2 separate regions of the Mus musculus genome follow, and region 1 is linked to region 2. Evidence: chromatin loops called from intact Hi-C (ENCODE). Cell type or tissue: left cerebral cortex. All regions are shown on one strand. Each heading gives the region's core, and the rest is flanking DNA. Links, peaks and the distances in the headings are about the cores only.

The links. Peaks named below come from ENCODE experiments on the same cell type or tissue, not always from the same donor. Only the 100,000 strongest peaks of a DNase experiment are listed, where the experiment ranks them.
Region 1: a loop joins it to region 2, with 5 times the contacts of the local background. A loop is called at or near these places in 1 of 42 quality-filtered maps.

The regions. Positions count from the first base shown.
Region 1 is chr15:75,836,544-75,846,657 of GRCm38, reverse strand. Zc3h3 (zinc finger CCCH type containing 3) reads left to right here and starts at 4,750. Exons shown (of 12, transcript NM_172121.1): 1 at 4,750-4,808; 2 at 6,094-7,402; 3 at 8,995-9,191. The coding sequence starts at 4,763. Gm34851 (a long non-coding RNA gene) reads right to left here and starts at 3,153. Exons shown (of 2, transcript XR_384203.2): 1 at 2,572-3,153; 2 at 1,488-1,857. Gm46523 (a long non-coding RNA gene) reads right to left here and starts at 690. Exons shown (of 2, transcript XR_001781723.1): 1 at 514-690; 2 at 1-42. In left cerebral cortex, for the core only: a CTCF peak has its summit at 4,537; DNase peaks (open chromatin) are centred at 4,652 and 5,106; H3K4me3 peaks cover 1,789 bases; H3K27ac peaks cover 1,050 bases.
Region 2 is chr15:75,905,268-75,915,381 of GRCm38, reverse strand. Eef1d (eukaryotic translation elongation factor 1 delta (guanine nucleotide exchange protein)) reads left to right here and starts at 6,038. Exons shown (of 10, transcript NM_029663.2): 1 at 6,038-6,137; 2 at 9,482-9,496. It overlaps Tigd5 (tigger transposable element derived 5), which reads right to left and starts at 5,647. Exons shown (of 1, transcript NM_178646.4): 1 at 847-5,647. The coding sequence starts at 5,591. The coding sequence ends at 3,663. In left cerebral cortex, for the core only: no CTCF peak of the experiment used is centred there; DNase peaks (open chromatin) are centred at 4,748, 5,089, 5,757 and 6,073; H3K4me3 peaks cover 3,329 bases; H3K27ac peaks cover 2,331 bases.

The sequences.
Region 1 (10,114 bases), core at 2,608-6,607, 68 kb after region 2:
CAGTGTTTGATTCTTAGCACCCGCACGGCAGTTCATAAGCACCTGTAACGAGAGGTCCAGGTGATCCAATGCCCTCTTCCAGCTTTCTTAGGCATTGCATGGATGTGGTGCAGACATACAAGCAGACAAAACAAACACATCAAAACAAATCTTCAAAAAAAAAAAAAAAAAAGAGACTCCCTCTCACACACGTTGGGATATTTCCTCTTTCTTCTCTGAGTTTGCCAGGGCCTATGTCTTGTTACGTGTTGAGAAATGGGCAGGGCCAACCCACGTTCACCACTCCTGGCATGTAAATCTCTCATGGGCTTGTTTCCTTAGCTACTCCCTGGGTACATCTGGCTGAAAATGACTGGAAAGAACCAGAAACATTCTAAAGTTCAGCTGAGAGTATGACAGCGAGGTCTGAAGGTAAACAGACAGGATTGGGAAAAAAAGGAAGCAGGAAGCAAAGATGGTTCTGATAGATTCAACCTCTCCATAGAGATGCCCCATATGAGAGTGGCTTTTCACCTTGCTTCCTGAAGCTTCTGTGTGGCCATCCTCTTGCCAAGACTCCCCAGCCTCCGTTTGTTGTTCTGATCTGGAAAGTTGGGCCTTTTTAGTCTTGCATGCAGACCTCCACCTGCCCTGCAGTCTTTCATTTGTTTGTCTGTTTTTCTTTCTTTTTTTTCTCGACACAGTGTTTTTCTGTGTAGTCCTGGATATCCTGGAACTCACTCTATAGACCAGGCTGGCCTCGAACTCAGAAATCCGCCTGCCTCTACCTCCCAAGTGCTGGAATTAAAGGCGTGTACCACCATGCCCTGCTGTTTGTTTGTTTTTCAAGACAGGGTTTCTCTGTTGTTGTCCTGGAACTCATTCTGTAGAGCAGGCAAGTCTGGAACTCATGAGATCCACCTGCCTCTGCCTCCCGAGTGCTAGGACCAAAGGCATGTGCCACCACTGTGCAGCTACCTGCAATTTCTATCATGATTGCTGAGGTCCTCAAAGTCCCTGTTATTGCGTGTACGTGCCATGGGAGCTTCAATAGGTGGGGCTCAGGCCATGGGTTATATCCTTGTCTGTGTGAGCAGGTTCTTCATTAGAAGCACAATTCATATGAATTCTTGACGCAGTGGACATTTTACTCACATATAGAAACATATTTATTTATTTGTGTGTTTGGTTGCATACCTATGCTATGGTATGTACCTGGAGGTCAGATGACATTTTTTTTTTCCCCCCTGATACAGGGTTTCTCTGCATAGCCCTGGCTGTCCTGGAACTCACTTTGTAGACCGGGCTGGCCTTGAACTCAGAAATCCGCCTGCCTCTGCCTCCCGAGTGCTGGGATTAAAGGCGTGCGCCACCACGTTCGGCCAGATGACTTCTTTAAGGACTCAGTTTTCTCCTTCCGCCGAGTAGATTCTAGGGGTCACACTGAGGTCATTAGGTTGGATGGGAAGCATCTGTACCACTGAGTTAATATATACATTTTTACATTATACATTTTATACATCCCTTTATACATAAACTTTGTTTTGCTGAAGATATGTTTTCGAGTAAGATGTTTACATTTAACTAGCACATTTCCACTCCCTGTACTTTTTTATTACTGCAGAACTGAGTTCCCATAGTCAACCTGAAGAAATTTCCTTTACTTTTACTTATTGTGAAGGTCCGTGGTAGATGTGTAAGAAATGAACTGTTATGGTTCATTTTCAGTATGAGGTGAGTTTATAGCTCATCACAGAGTCACAGCTAAGCAGGAAGCAATAGGTCTCCCTCTCCCCTGAGCTGCTGGCTGGTGCTGGCTTCTCTCAGAATTCTGAAGGTTGAAGAGTTGCAGAAGTCTGAGTCTTAGGGTTTCCACTGCTGTGAAAAGACACCATGACTAAGGCAACTCCTATAAAGGACAACATTTAATTGGGGCTGGCTTACACAGTATTATCATGGCAGAAAGTATGGCAGTGTCCAGGCAGGCATGGTACTAGAGGAGCTGAGAGTCCTATTGTCTTCACCCAAAGGAAGCCAGGGGCAGACTGTTTCCTGGCAACAAGGAGGAAGGTCTTAAAGCCCTCCCCCACAGTGACTCACTTCTTCTAACAAGGTCACACCTACACCAGCAAGGCCTCACCTCCTAGTAGTGCCACTCCCTGGGCCAAGCATATTCAAACTATCACATTCCACTCCCTGACCCCCATAGGCTAGGTCAAACACTTGAGTCTATGGGGGCCACACCTAGCCATAGTATAGTGCAAAATACATTTAGTCTTACTTCAAAAGTCCCATAGCCTAGTCTCAGCAATGTTAAAAGTCCAAAGTTCAAAGTCTCTTCTAAGATTCATCTAAACACTTAACTGTAATCTCTTATAAATCAAGATCAAAAAGCAGATCACATACTTCCAAAGTCACAGGATATACATTACCATTCCAAAACATCAGAGTGAGGAAATCCTGAACAAAAGCAAGACCAAATGCCAGCTGGAAACTCCAAACTCTGCATCTCCATGTCTGATTTCAATTCATTTATGCTTAATTGACAATTCTCTTTGGTGGGTTCCACTCCCTATTAGCAGATTTCCTTACCAGGTATCACATAACTCTGGCCTCTGGAATATTTTAGGGTCTCCAAAGCAACTTCAATGTTTATAGTTTCTTGTTTCAATGTCTGGGATCCACACGATTTTCGGGGTTCCTCCAAAGGGACCTGTCATTTCTCCAGCTCTGCCTTCTGTAGCACTCTAGGCTCTGGTTGACTCCATTCCACTGCTGCTGCTGTTCCTGGTGGTCATCCCATGGTGCGGTGCTGGCATCTCTAATACGCTGGGATTTCTCACTGCAATTAGGCGTCGTCAATAGCCTCTCATAGGCTCCCTTTAAGGTACCTGACCTTAACTTCTTTGCATGATCCCTCAGGCCTGGGCCATCAACTGCAACTCAAGCTGCACTTTCACCAATGGCCTTCCCTGGCATCTCACAGTGCCAAGCTAAGCTGCTCTCCATAACACTTTACGCCTTCAAAACTAGTACCACTTGGGTGATTCTTATACATTACCAAGTCTGGCTTCCAGCATGAGGTACATCCCCGGCTATTTCTAGAACACAGCTTCTTTCTGCTTTTAGAAAATACTTCCCAGAAGATTTCACCTCAGTGATGCTGGTCTCTTCATAATCACCACTAATTTCTTAGCTCCAGCTAAACAGCATCAATTGCCCCAGTAGTCCCTTCTATTCTTGACTCTAAAGCCAGAGCCACATGCCCGAAGCTGCTGAGTTCTGCTGCTTGCTGGAGCTGGGACATGGGCACCTTGTCTTATGACATTATCACCAACCTTTTGTTTTTCAACTCCTTCAGTGCCTAACTTGGCTGTCCTGGAACTTTCTCTGTAGATTATGCTGGCCTTGAACTCAGAGATCCTCCTGCCTTTGCCTCCAGAGCACCTGCCTGTCTCTAGAATGCTAGGATTAAATGTGTGTCCCATCACTGCCCGGCCTGCCCGGCTATCTACCCTCACTTCTTCTTTTTTTTTTTTTAAAGATTTATTTATTTATTATATGTAAGTAAGTACACTGTAGCTGTCTTCAGACACTACAGAAGAGGGAGTCAGATCTTGTTACAGATGGTTGTGAGCCACCATGTGGTTGCTGGGATTTGAACTCCGGACCTTCGGAAGAGCAGTCGGGTGCTCTTACCCACTGAGCCATCTCACCAGCCCCTACCCTCACTTCTTAATGCTTGTCTTACAGGTATTCACTATCAAACCCAGCTTCTAGAACTTCTTTTTCAGGCGTAACAGTAGACTATGCAGATGTAGCTCACTGGTAGAGGCTTGGCCGGACTTGAGGCCTTAGGGCTCCAAAGATACTGCACATTCCTACATAGTGGCACACTCTTAATTGCAGCACTTGGGTGGCAGAGGCAGGCAGATTTCTGAGAGTTCCAGGCCAGCCTGGTCTACATAGGGAATTCCAGGACAGACAGAGGTACATAGCGAGATTCTGTCTCTAACAAAACAAATCACTGGATAATATCCCATTTCCATGTAAACAGTCATTCGGGTTAGCTATTATAAATAATGACATACAAATATGTTAGAATCGGTGTTTTCTACGCGTTGGTTATACACCTAGACGTGGGACTGTCTGATCACGTGGTAACTACCGTGAGTTTTTTTTTTTTTTCAGTATTTTCTAGAGGTTGCAGCCTTTCCTACTAAATGCCCTCAAGAATTTTCTTAACACCTGTAATCATCCGAAAAAAAAAATTGCCTCCGATTCCTTTTCGCTGTTCTCGTGCTGCTGCGGCAGCAAAGGCGTTAAAATGGCATCCCTTTGATTCCAGGTCCGGAGGCAGAGGAAAGAGAACTTCCGTAAGTTCGAGGCCAGCCTAGTCTACATAGCGAGTTCCCCAGTTATGTTTCTCTCCAGCCAGAAATACATCCTGTCTCAAACAAATAAATTGATAAAAGGAATTCCTGGGTCTAGGGGAAACTGTTAGCAACCTATCTCCTCCAAGTCTTCCGAGGAACCCCCAGCGGTGGAAATGATGCGCAGGAATTGGTGCAGAAGCCAGATTGCGGGCCACTTCCGGGCGCTTCAAGATGACGGATTTTTCTCGTTCTGCGCATGCGTCCTTCCAGGGTTGCCGGGGCGACGGTGCCTTCCAACCCCGTGTCCACGCATAGTGAAGTTCGGCGTTCTCTCCTCCCCGCCTGCGGGGACCAGTCGCGCGGCGATGACGTCGAGGGGGTCTGGCTAGGCGTCGCGGACTCCGGAGATGGAGGAAAAGGAGCAGCTGCGGCGGCAGATACGCCTCCTGCAGGGTGAGCTGGCTGCGGTCGGGCCGTGTGTTCCCTTGTTTCTTGTGATCGCCGTAGACCCTCTCCGAAGCGAGTGCTGTCGGTTGCGGTCTCCCGATGGTCGTCATGGGTGGGCATCGGAGCGGCCGAGTCGGGTTCGGCCCTCGCGTGACAGACCCGCCAGGCTTCGGGGCGAGGGAGCGGGCCGGGCCTCCAAGGGGCTGTCAGGAGATGATAGCACGGTGGTCTTACCAGCGAGTGGTCGCGGCAGCCGACTTCCAGGTTCGGCTGGCTCGGAAGCGTTTCTCTTCCGCTGCCGTTGAGTGCCTTTGGCTCGATTCAGGCACAGCCCCCACGTACTCAGGGCTGACTACCCAGGCACCAGCTTCAGCTTCAAATGTTTAGACTCAAGTTGGTCTTTATAAGCGTTCATATCGTTTTCAAAGTTTCCCCCACAAAAGCATGTCCTAAGGAGAGTCCAAGTGGCCTTCCTATTTGAGACTACTTCGTGCGTTTCCCTAACACCCGACCGGAGGTGTCTGGCAGGATTCGAGGGTCGAGGCAGGCCCTGTGTGTGTGTGTGTTTGGTTATTGGGGATCCAGCGAGCCTGCTGGCGTTCCTTCACTCTTCTTCCAGGGCTCCATGAGTCACTTCATTGGAAAATCCTTGTGGTGGTGGTATCAGGTGTTTTTCTGTAGGAGATGATGTTAGTTAGCTGTTGGGTCATCATTGTGTTTTTGTTTTTTTGTTTTTTATTTCTGTCTGTCACGTACTGGGTTAGAGAAGCGTCAGTTCTGAGAAGACAGTTATGCACTATGGTGCAGTCCTGCAATTTTCCCCGTGAGTGGGTAAACTACAGGGCCTCAGTGGAAGACTTGTCCAGTTCTTACCCAGGCACCACAGGTTTCTGGTCCCTGACTGTTTTTTTTTGTTTTTTTGTTTTTTTTTTTGGTTTTTTTTGTTTTTTGTTTTTTGTTTTTTTTGTTTTTTTTTTTTTGGTATAGGGAGTGACACTTGCTCTCAGAACATTGTAGATCTCATAGGCCAGGGGGTAGAAGCAGTCATACCACAAAAGCTGCCATCTTCAGGATAAGCAAGCCAAATACTAATAGTGATGGAGAAGTGCTCACAGAATTGACAAGCCTAGAGATTTGGACTGAACTTTACATGGTTTCCAGTCACTTAGGACTGCTCTCAAGTCAGCAAGGCGAGCAGGTCTGGAGTATTAGGGTAGGGGTAGTAGTCTTGATTGGTGCTGTTTTTATTCACATCTCCTAGGTAACTGAGCGTGTGATTCTGCCTTCTCAGGTCTAATTGATGACTATAAAACACTCCACGGCAATGGCCCTGCCCTGGGCAACTCATCAGCTACTCGGTGGCAGCCACCCATGTTCCCGGGTGGCAGGACCTTTGGCGCCCGCTACTCCCGTCCAAGTCGGAGGGGCTTCTCCTCACACCATGGCCCTTCGTGGCGCAAGAAATACTCCCTTGTGAATCAGCCTGTGGAATCTTCTGACCCAGCCAGCGATCCTGCTTTTCAGACATCCCTCAGGTCTGAGGATAGCCAGCATCCTGAACCCCAGCAGTATGTACTGGAGAGACAGGTCCAGCTCAGTCCAGATCAGAATATGGTTATTAAGATCAAGCCACCATCAAAGTCAGGTGCCATCAATGCTTCAGGGGTCCAGCGGGGGTCCTTGGAAGGCTGTGATGACCCCTCTTGGAGTGGCCAAAGACCCCAAGGAAGTGAGGTTGAGGTCCCTGGTGGACAACTGCAGCCTGCAAGGCCAGGAAGAACCAAGGTGGGTTACAGTGTGGACGACCCCCTCTTGGTCTGCCAGAAGGAGCCTGGCAAGCCTCGGGTAGTGAAGTCTGTGGGCAGGGTGAGTGACAGCTCTCCCGAGCATCGGCGGACAGTCAGTGAAAATGAAGTGGCCCTCAGGGTACACTTCCCATCTGTCCTGCCCCATCACACTGCTGTGGCTCTGGGCAGGAAGGTAGGCCCTCATTCTACCAGCTATTCTGAACAGTTCATTGGAGACCAAAGAGCAAACACTGGCCACTCAGACCAGCCAGCTTCCTTGGGGCCAGTGGTGGCTTCAGTCAGACCAGCAACAGCCAGGCAGGTCAGGGAGGCCTCACTGCTCGTGTCCTGTCGAACCAGCAAGTTTCGGAAAAACAACTACAAATGGGTAGCTGCCTCAGAAAAGAGCCCACGGGTCGCTCGGAGAGCCCTCAGTCCCAGAACAACTCTGGAGAGCGGGAACAAGGCCACTTTGGGTACAGTTGGAAAGACAGAGAAGCCACAGCCTAAAGTTGACCCAGAGGTGAGGCCGGAGAAACTGGCCACACCATCCAAGCCTGGCCTCTCTCCCAGCAAGTACAAGTGGAAGGCTTCCAGCCCGTCTGCTTCCTCCTCTTCCTCTTTCCGTTGGCAGTCTGAGGCTGGCAGCAAGGACCATACTTCTCAGCTCTCCCCAGTCCCATCTAGGCCCACATCAGGGGACAGACCAGCAGGGGGACCCAGCAGCTTGAAGCCCCTCTTTGGAGAGTCACAGCTCTCAGCTTACAAAGTGAAGAGCCGGACCAAGATTATCCGGAGGCGGGGCAATACCAGGTGTGCTGTCTTACAGTGTCCGGTCTAGGTGGGTGGGGCAGGGCTCATGAAGCGCTTTTGGTTCCTACATTAGAGAATTTGGACTTTAGCTTTCACTCCCTTCCTGGTTTCCAGGTTGGGGAAAAAGAAGGCCCCCGTTGGGTTTATTCAGCACCACTCATGTGTGACCTAAGCCGAGAGCTTTGAGTGTGATTTTGGGTTATGCTTCATGGAGTGAGGCTAGAAGTACTGTTGTCATATAGAGATGTGTCAGGTAAAGGCCGAATGATTCAGGCGCTTACCTGGGGCCCCAGTAAGGTTGAGGAGGCAAGAGCTCTGGCACTGGTAATGCCGACAGACCCATCTTTTCTTCTCTTGATGAGAAACTAGGTTTGGGTAGTTTCCCTTCTAGGTGGGCAGGGTTCAACAACATATGGTGCCTTGCCAGGTTAGGTGCTTGGGAGCAGCACGTGGGTCTGTCCAGTGTGTAGCATTAGGTGAATGCCGAGTGGCTGTCCTGGCCGGAGCAGTGGGTTATATGTCTGAGCTGTGGGTGGTGGACTAGGGTGCTGGGCTCCGCCAGGTATGCCTGGACTTCCCCTGCTCTGTTTTTACTTGAGGGCTCTAGGTTCTAGGAAGTCAGGCTTTGTGGGGCACTCTGGCCCTGTCCAGATAGAAGGATGTACCATTTGTGCCACATGGGGTGACTGAAAGGGACGGCAGCATGGCAGTCCCAGGCTTTTCCTGCCTTGTGCTCTGTTGCCATCTTCCAAGTGAGCTGAGGTGTTAGGTGTCCAGTGCTCCAGAGGGAACAGATTGCATTTACATCCCAGCTGGCTCTTTGCTGGTGGCCAAGTGACCAGGCCAAGCTGCTGGCTTATGAGCACATATCACTGAGGTCCTGACCCTTGCGTCCTTTCAGGATACTCTGAGATGGCATCCTAGCCTAGGGTATATGGTCACGGGGTCAGAAACTTCACATCAGCCACTGATGGCAAAGGTATTGTTTGCTTACCAGGCAGGGGGCCTGCCTATGCCATAAGACAGTGTTCTTCCAAAAGACATTTACTGTCCTTGTCATAAACCCCCCTAAGGAGGTTCTTCCTGCTGTCTTAATTTGGTCTTTGGCTCTCTGTATGCTCACTTCTTCTGGCTCTGTGCTGTCTCTAGTTATCTGAGCCTGGGTGCCATGCTCACCATGCCTAGAGAATAGATTTCTTCTTGTCATACCGGTGCCTTCCTCTATTGTGCGGCTTTCAGAGGTGGAGTATTGTAGCATCCTTGAAGATGTGCTTGGGAGATGGCATGCAAGCCTGATGGCAGCTCGTTTTCAGGAATGCGGTCCTTCTCCATCACCTTTTCCTGTAGTCTCGTACTAAAATCTGTACTAAAATTCCATCTGGCTTGGAGAAGGGCTGGGGCAGGGGCAGTGGGCAGTGAGCAGGGTGCAGGGTGCATGGGGCAGGGCAGGGACAGGGACAGGGTCTGAATCCACTCTGCTCTGCTCTACTTGGAGGACATTGCAACCTGTGCTGTCTCCAGTTGATGAAGGTGCTTGGGCCTTTGTCAGTGAGCCTGTTGGTAGTTTTTTTTTTTGTGTTTTATCTTCATAGCATTCCTGGGGACAAGAAGAACAGCCCTACAACTGCCACCACCAGCAAAAACCATCTTACCCAGCGACGGAGACAGGCCCTCCGGGGGAAGAATAGCCCGGTTCTAAGGAAGACTCCCCACAAGGGTCTGATGCAGGTCAACAGGCACCGGCTCTGCTGCCTGCCGTCCAGCCGGACCCACCTCTCCACCAAGGAAGGTATGACAAGGAGGAAAGCTTAGGCACTGGCTGAGGCTGGGCTGCACTCTGCTGGGATGATAGGAACCATGTTAAGGGGGGAGGGGTATAGAACCCAAGTGAAAGGCTAGAGAGAAGGGTGGCTTGGACATGGCTGGGTTCCCCTTGGCCAGTTGAGAAGGATGGGTTAAGAGGCTTACAGCTTTGGGTGGAGAAGATGGAAAGTCTGCTAGTGTTGCCTGGCAGAGTGTGAGGAAGGGCTGTGGGCTCCTTACTGGAATTCTCTAGAATAGCATCACTTGCTTATGTCTGTGGGGTAGAGTCTATGGACTGGGACAACTGGGAACAGCAAAGATTGTCTCCTGCTGGTAGTGGCTGTTACAATGTTCCCAAGCCCCACAGGTGGCCAGGGAAGAGTGAAGGGTGAGGGGTCCTGAGTTCAGTGTGTCTACCTGTGGTGCCTTGGATGTGTTAGGGGGCTATTGAAACTGTTGGTGGCACCTCCACTACAGGTGGAAGGATGGATAGCTTCTAGTAATAGACAGATGTGATGACTGCATTGTGCCCTGGTATTTCTGTTGCAGGAAGGGCTCTGGGGAGTCTCTCTATCCACAATTCACCTGCTGACCCGCCAAGCATGTGATGGGCACCTTGGGGCCAAGAATCATTCTAGTTCCTGGGGACACTGAGCCACATTCTAGTGGAGACGAGTGGCTGCCTGAGCCCTTGTCAACAGCCGGGACAGTTGGCTTTGGGTGGTGAACAAGAAAGCAGAAGCATATAGTTATGGGCTCCGGGGAGAGTGTCAACACTAGGCAGGCATTAGGAGTCTTCCTCAGCAGACTTGAGTTAGGAGAGGAAATGGCGCTCGCTCAGCTGTGCAGGTGAAGGCACTGTGGACCACAGAGCAGGAGGAAGATCATATAGCTGTGTGCTATACAGGA
Region 2 (10,114 bases), core at 3,797-7,796:
GTAGCCCTTATCCATGAAGCAGGACTAGTGAGCTACCGTAGCTGTCTCATCCCCACTCTCACTCTTTCCAACACCACAGCCCTGTGTTCTCTCAGCCCCTTGCTTTGGATGCCCTCACCATGGCCCATTCCCAGTGGGGAGCTCCTTTCAGCCAATGGATCCTGGTGTTGTCACTTGTCAGGAGGGCCATCCTGAGTCCCCTATTTCCTCACTTGGAAGAATTTTTAGAAAAACAGCTCAGCTGCTGTGTTTCTACAAAGTGCTGAGAGAGCTGGCCAGTGAGAAGGCCAGAAGACAGACCATACGGACAGCAGAGGGCTCCACCATCCCAGCTACAGGATCAGTTCCGTGTCGTTCAGACACAAGGCAATCCACTTCCCTGCAACAGGGCCTCTAAGCTATCCCCAGTCTAGGTAGGATAGAACCCCAGGGTCTGGTATAAGGCACCCCTTTGTGGGATCTCCTTGGGCAGCCCACCTGCCAAGATGGTCAGTGATGGTAGTGAACCAATGGCTATTTGTCCCTGGGACCCGGCCTGGGAGGTGAAATACATCCCTTCATTGGCCAGTCTAGAGCACATTGCCTTATGTTCACTGGTGACAGGCTGGAACACAGCCTGTTGGCTACTCAGAGAAGCAGCTTTGGGGCTATACAACTGTGATACTGTCATGAGGCCTCTTCCTGCTATACACTGCTTTCTGAGGTAAAAACTGGTAGGTGCTCATGCATTCTCTGTAATCGCTATTGTCCCACTTTAATGCACTCCTCCAACCCCCATCCTATGGAGTGTTCCAGATGCAAGCATTAGACCCAGTGACAAAAATAAGACTAAAACAGGGTAGCTAATGACGTCAACCTGTTTCACCTTTATTACACGGGCCAGGTGAATTCAGCTGTGAGCAGGGCTGAGTGGCAGAGAGAGGGCCCTACAATAGGACAGGAAGCCCACAAGCCTCTGGAGGACAGCTGCTGGCGTCAAGATGCTCTTGTGGATGCATTCAGAAGAGGCTAAGTTGTGGGCCAGGTCACGGCTGGGCTTCCCACAGGCAATCCTAACTAGGTAGTGTAAAGGGCTCAGTGTCCCACTGCTGGTGGCACCAACAAACCCACACTCCCCATCTTTCTGGGCTGGGTGCTTTCTCCAGACAGTCTGTTTATGAATCCAAGGTAGAACCTAGCAGAAAAGGCTGCCTGTACTTCCCAAGCCAAAGGATCACCACACTTTGGGGAACAGGCCGAGCTCTGGGGGCAAGTGAACTGGGATTCCTGAGTGAGGCCTGGTACACAGCAGGTGGCAATGGCTGCTGAAGAAGGGAACTACAGTTTCAACCTCATTAGTTCATGCAGCTCAGTGCCTGCCCACAGGGAGCGCGGTACACCACCAATGGGTGAGTGTATATATATATATATATATATATATATATATATATATACATACATACATAAATACATATACAGTGAGAGTGTAAGGTTCTCTCCTGGGGGGGCCATGAGCCCTGTGAAGCTCCATCAGATACTGAGTACAGAAAGGTGAACTGCCATGGGGGCTGAGGCCTCTGTGCACTGGGCTGTTCGGCACTGTAAGCCTCAGAGCTATAGGACTCCCTGCTGGACAACCTGGGCAAAGTAGCCTCCTCCACAACCAGGACGCAGCTATCTGAACCCCCGCCTAGAGCATGTAAAGAACACCAGAATGTTTCTAAGTGTACTTTTCTCTTCTTTTTACAGTGCAGTTGTTTGAACCTAGGGCCTTTGGCATCCTAGGCAGACATCCTACCACTGCACTACATCCCTAGCCTGAGATGACACCTTTGAGCCTCATGGGCATCTCCCTAGCCCCGTTAATGGTAGTACACGAACACAAACCTGACAGGAACCCTGTCACTCAGCCAGGCCGTACTTGCTTGTTTATAAGGCAGCAGCAATATGAGGTCATAACCTCCTGGGCCCAAGTAAAAGGGGCTTTTAGAGAGGCTGGTGAGAGGGGTCTTACTCCTGAGCCCTAGTCTCTGCCAACTCCAGTCTACCTGAGCCCAGGCCAGATCGGAACCTCTTCAAAAGAACAGTACATGTAACCTAGGCTGAAGAGCAGCTACTAGAAGCTACCCAGCCTTGAGTGTACCTCCAAGGCCCAGATCTGGCTCTCTGCAGATTTGAAAGCAGGTCTGTCAAAGCTGGATGGTAGTTCCTAACCTGGGTATCTGGCTGATATGGAGGCTGCTGGTATAAACACATTAGACTTTTGAAAACCCAGCCAAGTAGCTAGTGCTGGAGACCCCCACCAGCCACGATTGCCCAAGGTTTTCTAGGTCATCTTTGGGGAGGCTGGGTACTTAGGTGGTCAGATGGTCCTTAGTGTGCATAGATGGAGCCTGCTACCTGAGCTCCAGTTCTGTTGCTCTATGCTTTCCCTCAGCTTTTGATATTTATGCAGATTTTTGACTGGGATGTAGTCGTGGCTCCAAGGAACTATATTCTTGGGCCTAGGTGGAAATCACTTTTGGATACGTCACTCAAGGCTTTGCCCATTGCCAAGCTGTTACATCCCTTCTCCACTTCATGTTTGCAAGGCTCAGAGTAGGAGACATAAAGACAAGGAGGACCGGGACAAAGGCTCTGGATGGAATTCCTGCAAAGACACAGTGCCCCTCCTTAAGACGCAGGTGCCTTAGCTCCAGACGGCCAGCAGTCATCTGAATCCACAGCTGGGCAGAGCAGCAGATACAAAATGTGGACATTCCTTTGAGCCTTTTCTCCTTCAACCTGGGCTATCCAGCCATAGTTCCTGGAGAAGGCTGGTGCAGGAAGAGCCCATGGGGCTAGAGGTTGACTCTAAGGCACTGCAGAGTTCCCAGATGGTTGCAAAGGCTAGGGCATGTTTCCAGGTAGATCAGACTGCCCTGGAGCTAAACAAAGTGCTTTGTGGTTTGTCCTGCCCATTGATCCAAACACTTGCTAACCTCATGAATAGAAGACCTATCCAGAATGGAGTACTTAAAGGGGGCTGGGGAGTGGGAGGGACTAAAAATCCAAGTAGAACAGAATTTGCTATACTCTCTGCTGCATCCAAAACCTCACCAGGCACCGGGCTCACCAGGGACTGGATGGAGCCTAGCCTGGGCTTTGATCCAGCACCATAAGGACCTGAGTTATCAGAGCAAGGGCAAGAGAGCCCCAGAGACCACCTCACCCTGTCAGTCAGCACTCATGGGTTCCCCAGGAAGAGCATCTTTCCAAACAGGTTTAATGTTTTTAAAACAAAACCAAGAACCAAATGCTTCCCCACTGAGATGAGACCAGGTAGCACCAGGGAAGCAGATGAAACAGCAGCAGCCTCAGGCAGTGCACTCGGAGGCAGGTAGGTGTGTGTGTGTGTGTGTGAGCCCCATAGGGGCCAGAGTGGAAGTACAGTCAACTGTTCTCCAGTAGGGGCTGTGCTTATGTGCCCACATGTGCCTACCCAGGGAAGAACATAGCCACTTCCCCAGACCCTGTGGATTGGGGCAGTACATCCTTTACTTATAGAACTCCTCCAAACTGGGCTGGGCTTGCATCCCCGGACCCATACAGTGGACTACCGGGGAGAAAAGGTGGAAGATGGCAGACTGTATGTGCCCCCTCTCTCCCAGTGAGGCAGGAAAAAGACCACTGGGCCAAGGTAGTCACACACCATCATCAGAAGTTACAGCTGAGGGCCCAATACCCCCAAGCCTCCGTGCCATGGTAATGAGAGAACGTAGCTGCACAAGCCTCAGCGGCCCCACTTCTCTGGGATCCTGGCTCTCTAGCCACCTCAGAGCTGTCTCTAGTCCCCAGACAGCTTCCCCAGCAGTAGGTACCAACACTCCTCCTTGTTCGGTGGCCTCCTCCTCCTCCTCTCCAGCCCCGATGCTAGAGGGCAGGCTAGCTGGGGATGGAGGAGCAGCGGGGGCCACCTCTTCTCTGCAGCCTTCCGGAAGGCCTCCATCATCATCCAGGTGTAGCCACTGGGCCACCTCTTCAGGTGCCAGGCGCTTGTAAGCCAGAGCTGCCAGATGTGTGAGGTCACTGAGCACCCTGCTGTGTTCGGCAGTCTCCTCTACCTGGTGAGCTGGCTGCTGCCCAGGCTCAAAGGCTGCTCGCAGACCCAGCAGCCAGCAGCGCTCTATGCTGCCTGCCTGGACCAAGTCCCAAGAGAGGCCAGCCAGGTACAGCATGTCCTTGAGAACGAAGCTTCTCATGAAGTCCAGAGGGGAGCCACTGGCACAAGACACAGCAAGCCGCAGGAGCTCGCGTTTGTACAAATGCTTGAAGGCTGCCACCACGCCGTGCTCCAACGGTGCAGGGATGTGTGCTCGGCTGGTGCCCTTGGATAAGAAGAGCACTCGAACTGCACCATCAGGTGTTTGAAGTTCCTCTGGGGACCCAAGGAGCTCAGGCTGGCACTGCCTGGGAGTCTCCTCGCTCTCCTCCAGGGGAGGCATGCTAGTGGCCCAACTCGGACAGGGTGGATGGGCCACCAGCAGCACAGCCTTCTGTTGCAGGCAGCTTCGGCGCAGGTAGCGCTTGACGCCAGGGACAAATTCCTCGAAGAACCAGCCCCGAAGAAGCGGGCGACTGAGCCAGGCATCCGGACTGTAGCGGTAGGAGGCCGGGAACTTGTCCTGGTTGTGGTGACGCAGGCTGGGTGGGTCCGGTAGCTGCCCGATGACTAGTGGTTTCAGCTTGTGGCTGCCCGTCAGGTTGGCGGCCAGCAGTACTGTCACTCGGTCACTGCGCCAGCGTCGGCTGCACCCACCAGGCTCTTTGGAGTCCCCAGTGCCCGGAGTTGAGGCCTGCTCCGGAAGTAACCTCCAATAGAGACCAGTAACGTTAGCATTGTAGATCTGCTCGTCGCCATAGCCGCCCTCGGAGTGGGGTAGAGTGGCTGGCGCGCCGTCAGGTACGAGAACTGCGCCTGGTGACTGCGCCGGCTCCTCTTTGACAGGCGCGGGGCCTGCGACCGGGGACTCAGCCTCACCATAGATGCGCTGGCTAGAGATGCCATGGCGCTTCTGCCAGCGCCAGAACCAGCCGTGGCTAGCCTTGAAGGTACACTCGGGGCCGTAGATCTGGCGAGCAAAGGCCTCAGCCTGCGCTTGGATAACTGGCCCGGATAGCGGCACACCGTGCTGGCGCAAGGTGAGGAACCACGAGTAGACGGCGCGGTCGATCTCCTCCTCGTTGGCCAGACGCATCTTCTTGCGCTGCGTGCCCACTTCTCCACCCAGCTGGTCCAAAAACCAGCGCAGCTTGGGCTCGTCCTTGAGCCAGCCGCGCAGAGTGCCGCCTGGCACGCCGAAGTCGCGGCACACGCTGGCCTGCCGCTCACCGCCCTTGACGCGCTCGATGGCTTGCAGCTTGTCTTTGATTGAGTAGGCCTTGCGGAAAGTCATCTTCACGGCCACCCGGGGCCGCGGCCCGGGCGCTGGGGGCGGCGGCGGGCGCGCCGTGGAACCCGGGCCGGGCGCCGGCGATCGCGGCGGCTCAGCAAGGCACCGTGGCTGGGGAAGACGAGCGCGATGCGGGACCGGGTGCAGGGCTGGGCCGGCCGGAGGGCTCGCGGGGTACATGGCGTCGGCGCCAGGGACCACCCGGGAAAGCGAGCCTGACACCCCGCGCGGGCCGCTCGGGGCGGGGCTCGGGGGCGGGGCTGCCCGGGTCCCTCCCTTTTGTCTCGCCAGCCTTGCCTGCCCCGGCCCGCAAGGCCCGCCCACTTCGCCTCGTGGCGCCTGCGCACAGTCTGGCCTTGGGCGCGTCACTAGCGCGTGCGCACATCAGCTTCATTACGTCCCGCCCTCGTCGGACGGATCCACTCTTCGAGCTGAGGAGGGGTTCGGCGTGTTGGGAGATCCGGTTCTCCGCTCCTAGCGACAACTCTTGAGGTGAAGCGCGGCTCTCAAGGTAGCTCTTCCTTTGCTTCTACCATGGTGGTTCCTGCATGCATCGTGATGCACGCTCTGAGGGCAAGACAGCGCGTGCCCAGGGTTGGACCCCCCGCCGTGCCTTTCGTGGTCTATGCCGCTGCGTTTTCCGGGAGCTGCGCGGGCGCCCTCCCTCTCCTTTGCAGTCCTGAGCTCGCAGTTCCAGGTTTTGGTTGCTGCGTCCTTGGCTGGCGTGTGAGTACCGGGGGCCCCGCCTCAAGGAGCGCACGTGCGGCGGAGGCCTGGAGTGCCCGGGCCCCGCGCCGTTAGGGTTGCCTCCCGTGGGACAGTGCGGGCTGCGGGCGGGCGTCTGGGCCTGTGTGGAGGCGGGCCGCTGGCCACATGGTTGCCAGATTCCGGAGCGCTGCTTCAGGCTGGCTGCGCGGTGGCTCCGCACATCCCAGCACGGCACGGCCTTGAGTGACACGGTTGCCTGCGGTCGGGCTGGCTCCGGAATTTTGGGGGCCCAGCTCTTGCTAACGCCCTAGGTCTTTGCGGTTAAGCACCAAGGGCGTACCTAACTCTAGGCATAGAGGGAGGTTGCTTCGGGTGCTGACTGGTGGAACTCGTACGGTCCACGAACACAGGGTAGAAAAAAGGGCGTGGTGGTGTCGATTTGCTCAAAAGTAACAGGACTAGCTCTACTTACTGATTTGAATAAGGTGATCTGGGCAGCTTTCTTTGGAAAGGGGCGTTGAAGGGTACGGTCGCCCCTTTTCTAATACATGAGCACTCTCTCCGGGCATCATGGTTTTCTAGAGTGAACGGCTACCCTGCAGCAAAAAGAACTTGGTGAAGCTATAATGTTGGGATGCTACTCCCAAGGATGCTTCTGAATTGGCCCTGTCACTCGGGGATGGATAACTGGGTCTTATCTCAGGCGGATTCTCATGGATGAAGCAAAGGATGGATGTGACAGGACTACCGAGTGCCCCCTAAGCCAATCCCGTGGGGCAACAGAGTCAAGAGGAAGAAGTCAAAGGGACAAGGAGTCCCCTTCCCAGGCTCTGTGATGGCCAGTACATCATGAACCTTCTCTCGGACTGTGGGAGGAGAACTCAGCAAACAGTTGGAGAGTTGGCAGAGGGAGCCATTTAGACTTGGTTGCCTGGGATTTGCTCTGCATGGCTTTCTGCCCTCTCAGGAGAAGGCTGCTGCAGGGTCGTCCTCCGGGCTTATCTTTTGGATAGGTGAGGCTCCGTGGCATAGTACAGATGAGGCAAAAGTGCTTGAGAGGGCTTGATAGCAAGAGTGACACTTGGGGGATGCAGGTAGGAGATGCTGGCATTAAACATTTCTTCTGAGCCAGGGGTCTAAGATGCTGTGTGCCTATTGAATGTTGGAGTCATTGAAACATGTGAAATCCGGGTGCTGGAACGTGCTTTGGTCTCCAGTTCCACACATCACTTGACTCAGCAGACTTGGGTGGTTCTACCAATCAGAGTTTTCATTCTCCTTCCTGTGTCTAAGATGACACACAACCAATGCCCCCAAGGTATGGTCCAGATATTATCAGGTGTAAAGGAAGAGCTGAGAAAGCAAGTCGTCTAGCAGAGTCCCAAGACCTGTGTGTCAGGTCAAGGTACCGTCTGCTGGAACAGAAATAGAGCCAACAAACAATAGCATTTGGGGGTAAGGAGATTGGGGCTGGGTGGGTTTAGACTGGAGTGACAGCATTAGCCTCTGGGTCTCAAAGTGGGCAGACAGCTCAGGCCAGTGTTTCTGAGTAGGACTGGGATATCCCAGAGGCAGAGAAGCAGGGTGGGAGCTTGGAGATGAGAATCTACTAACCCATGGGAAAAAAAGACCAAGACACCACTCCTGTGCCAACATAAGCTGCAGTGGGAGAGTCACACTGCGTGGCTGTTGTGACTGAAAAGCTCGTGAGTCCTCACATTCCAAGTGCTACCAGCTGCCCCCTTTGAATACCAGACACAGAAAAAGCCCCCATGGGCAGCATCTGTTCACAGACTCAGGCCAGGTGAGCCCAGAGGATGTGGCTATAAGCGTGAAGGGATACAAGTTGAACTTTTCTGACAGACCTGTTCCCTACCCACCTTGCACATTTCTAATCCTGTGGAGGACAGACAGTACTGGGAGCTCATCACTGTCAAGACTGAGGGGGTGACATGCTACCTCCGAATGTCCAGAGGACAGAAAGGTATGGGCTTAGGGCTCAGAAAGCCAGCTTTTCTGTGGACTTTTATTCCCAGCATGTGGAACCCTCAAGGTGTTTGCTACTGAGATGGGGCACAGCTGTGACATAGCCTTTCTCATCTTCCTCAGGGTCCAGTTCCCAAGCCAGAAGTACCCTTGGCAGAGGCTGCTGCCTGGCCCAGATTGGTAGGAGTTATGAGAGCCCGGAACACATGTGCGCTTCTTTACAGAGAAGTGGTAGCTCAGCCCTGAGAGGCTGCAGCTAGCTAGTACAAGCTTCTTGTGAGTGGAGGAAGCTAGGTCTGGGTGCTGGGCTACATAGCCATGCCTGGCTCTGTTGTTATCTCAGGACCTAAGACCCATCAGGCCTTGTCTGACACTTGAGCTGTCTGCATGCAGTGCCCCCAGAGCTCAGGCATGAACTTGATAGCTGACCAGGTCCTTAGGTCCTATATCCTATAGCCTATGACTGGGAGCAGGGCAGAGCCTGCTTGTCTGGAAGCTTGCTTTCTCTGGTACTTCAGTCTCTTCAGCATGTTCCTGCTATTGCCTAGATTAAAGCCTCAGGAAGAAGGCGGCCAACCCTGTGTAGGGATGTGGGGACAGACAAGCTTGCCCTGTGCGGGTTTGAGACACTCACTGCTACTTGTTTCCAGGCTGGTTTTTCCTGGACAGCTTGCGGGCGCGTGTGTGCGTGTGTGTGTGTGTGTGTGTGTGTGTCCTCCAGGGAAGCAATGGAGTTCAGGTATGCCAAAGTCTGGGTGCAAACTGGCTAAGTTCTCAGCCTGTTGTGCACCTGTGGGGAAGCAGGCTGGGGAAGGGAGACTTTGTCTCCCTTGGGAGCCTTTGCTGCTTGTACTTACTACAACCAATGTCTTAGGACGGCACCCCTATCTGCTTGGTCTCTATGTCCCCAACACAGAGGTGGTATCATTCAGTGTTGGTTCCTGGTGGCAGCAGAGACCCACAGCTTGGAGCTGTGTGGACCTGGAGCACATGGTCCCAAAGCCCTGTCAGTGAAGGAGAGAGGCTGGGTTTCTTTCACAGCTAAGGGAGCACCTGTAGGTGCTAGCTCACCTTGATGCAGGTGGGAGCTTAGAAGAGGGTGGGAGCAGGCAGCTTCCATGGTGGTTTCTGCTTGTCTCTTAGATAATAGGAACCTGAGAGCTACATATCAAGGGCTAATGGAAGAGTGCTGCCTCTCAAGTTTGAGGGCTTAGGCAGCCTCCTGGGATTTGGTGGTGATAGATACTACCATTTTATCTTGTGTTGCCATGCCATCTAGACAAGCAGTTTCTAAAAGGCTGCCCAAGCTGCTGTCTTGGCATGGGTGGCCTTTCCCACCGCTCTAACCTTGCTGCTTTTCCTTCATGCTGTCCTAGGAGGCCAAAGCAAAAGTAAGTACGCCCACATAGCACCCTGTATCTCCCTTCACCTGAGCCAAGGAGCCCCCCAGCCATCGCCTTGCCAGAGAGAGGCATACCTGTGCAGAGTTGAGCTCGCTGGAACAGGGCAGTGGAGTGGTTAGCTTGTTCTAGTGGCAAGTAGGTAGCTCTGTGGCCCTGGCACCAAGCAGGTCAGCATATAACCCTCTCTGCCCTATGGAGAAGCTGTGGCCTGAGGAAGTTCCTAGTTTCTGTGACCCTGTCCTGCCCTGTAGTGGGGTTGGGTGGGGAGCATTGGAAACAGCTTCAGGAGGGTTCCTAGTCATACGCTGGGGGGGAGGGGACAGGTTAGTGGGCATTGCTGAAGGGAGTGAGGATAAACCAAGACCTGCAATAAGTACTCCATGAGAACAGCAGCCTCAGGAACTGGGCCGGTCATGTCCTGCTGTGATGGCATATAGTGCCCCTTGGTGACAGCGGGTGATGTCACAATGAAATGCTCTGCCTCCTGGAATTCCCTCTCAGCCCCTGCCCCTGCCCCTGCCCCTGCTACTTGGCCTTGGTAAGTGAGGGGGTGGCCTAGAGACCTCTCTACATTGGGCCTCTGGCTCCTGGTCTCTGCTCCTCACA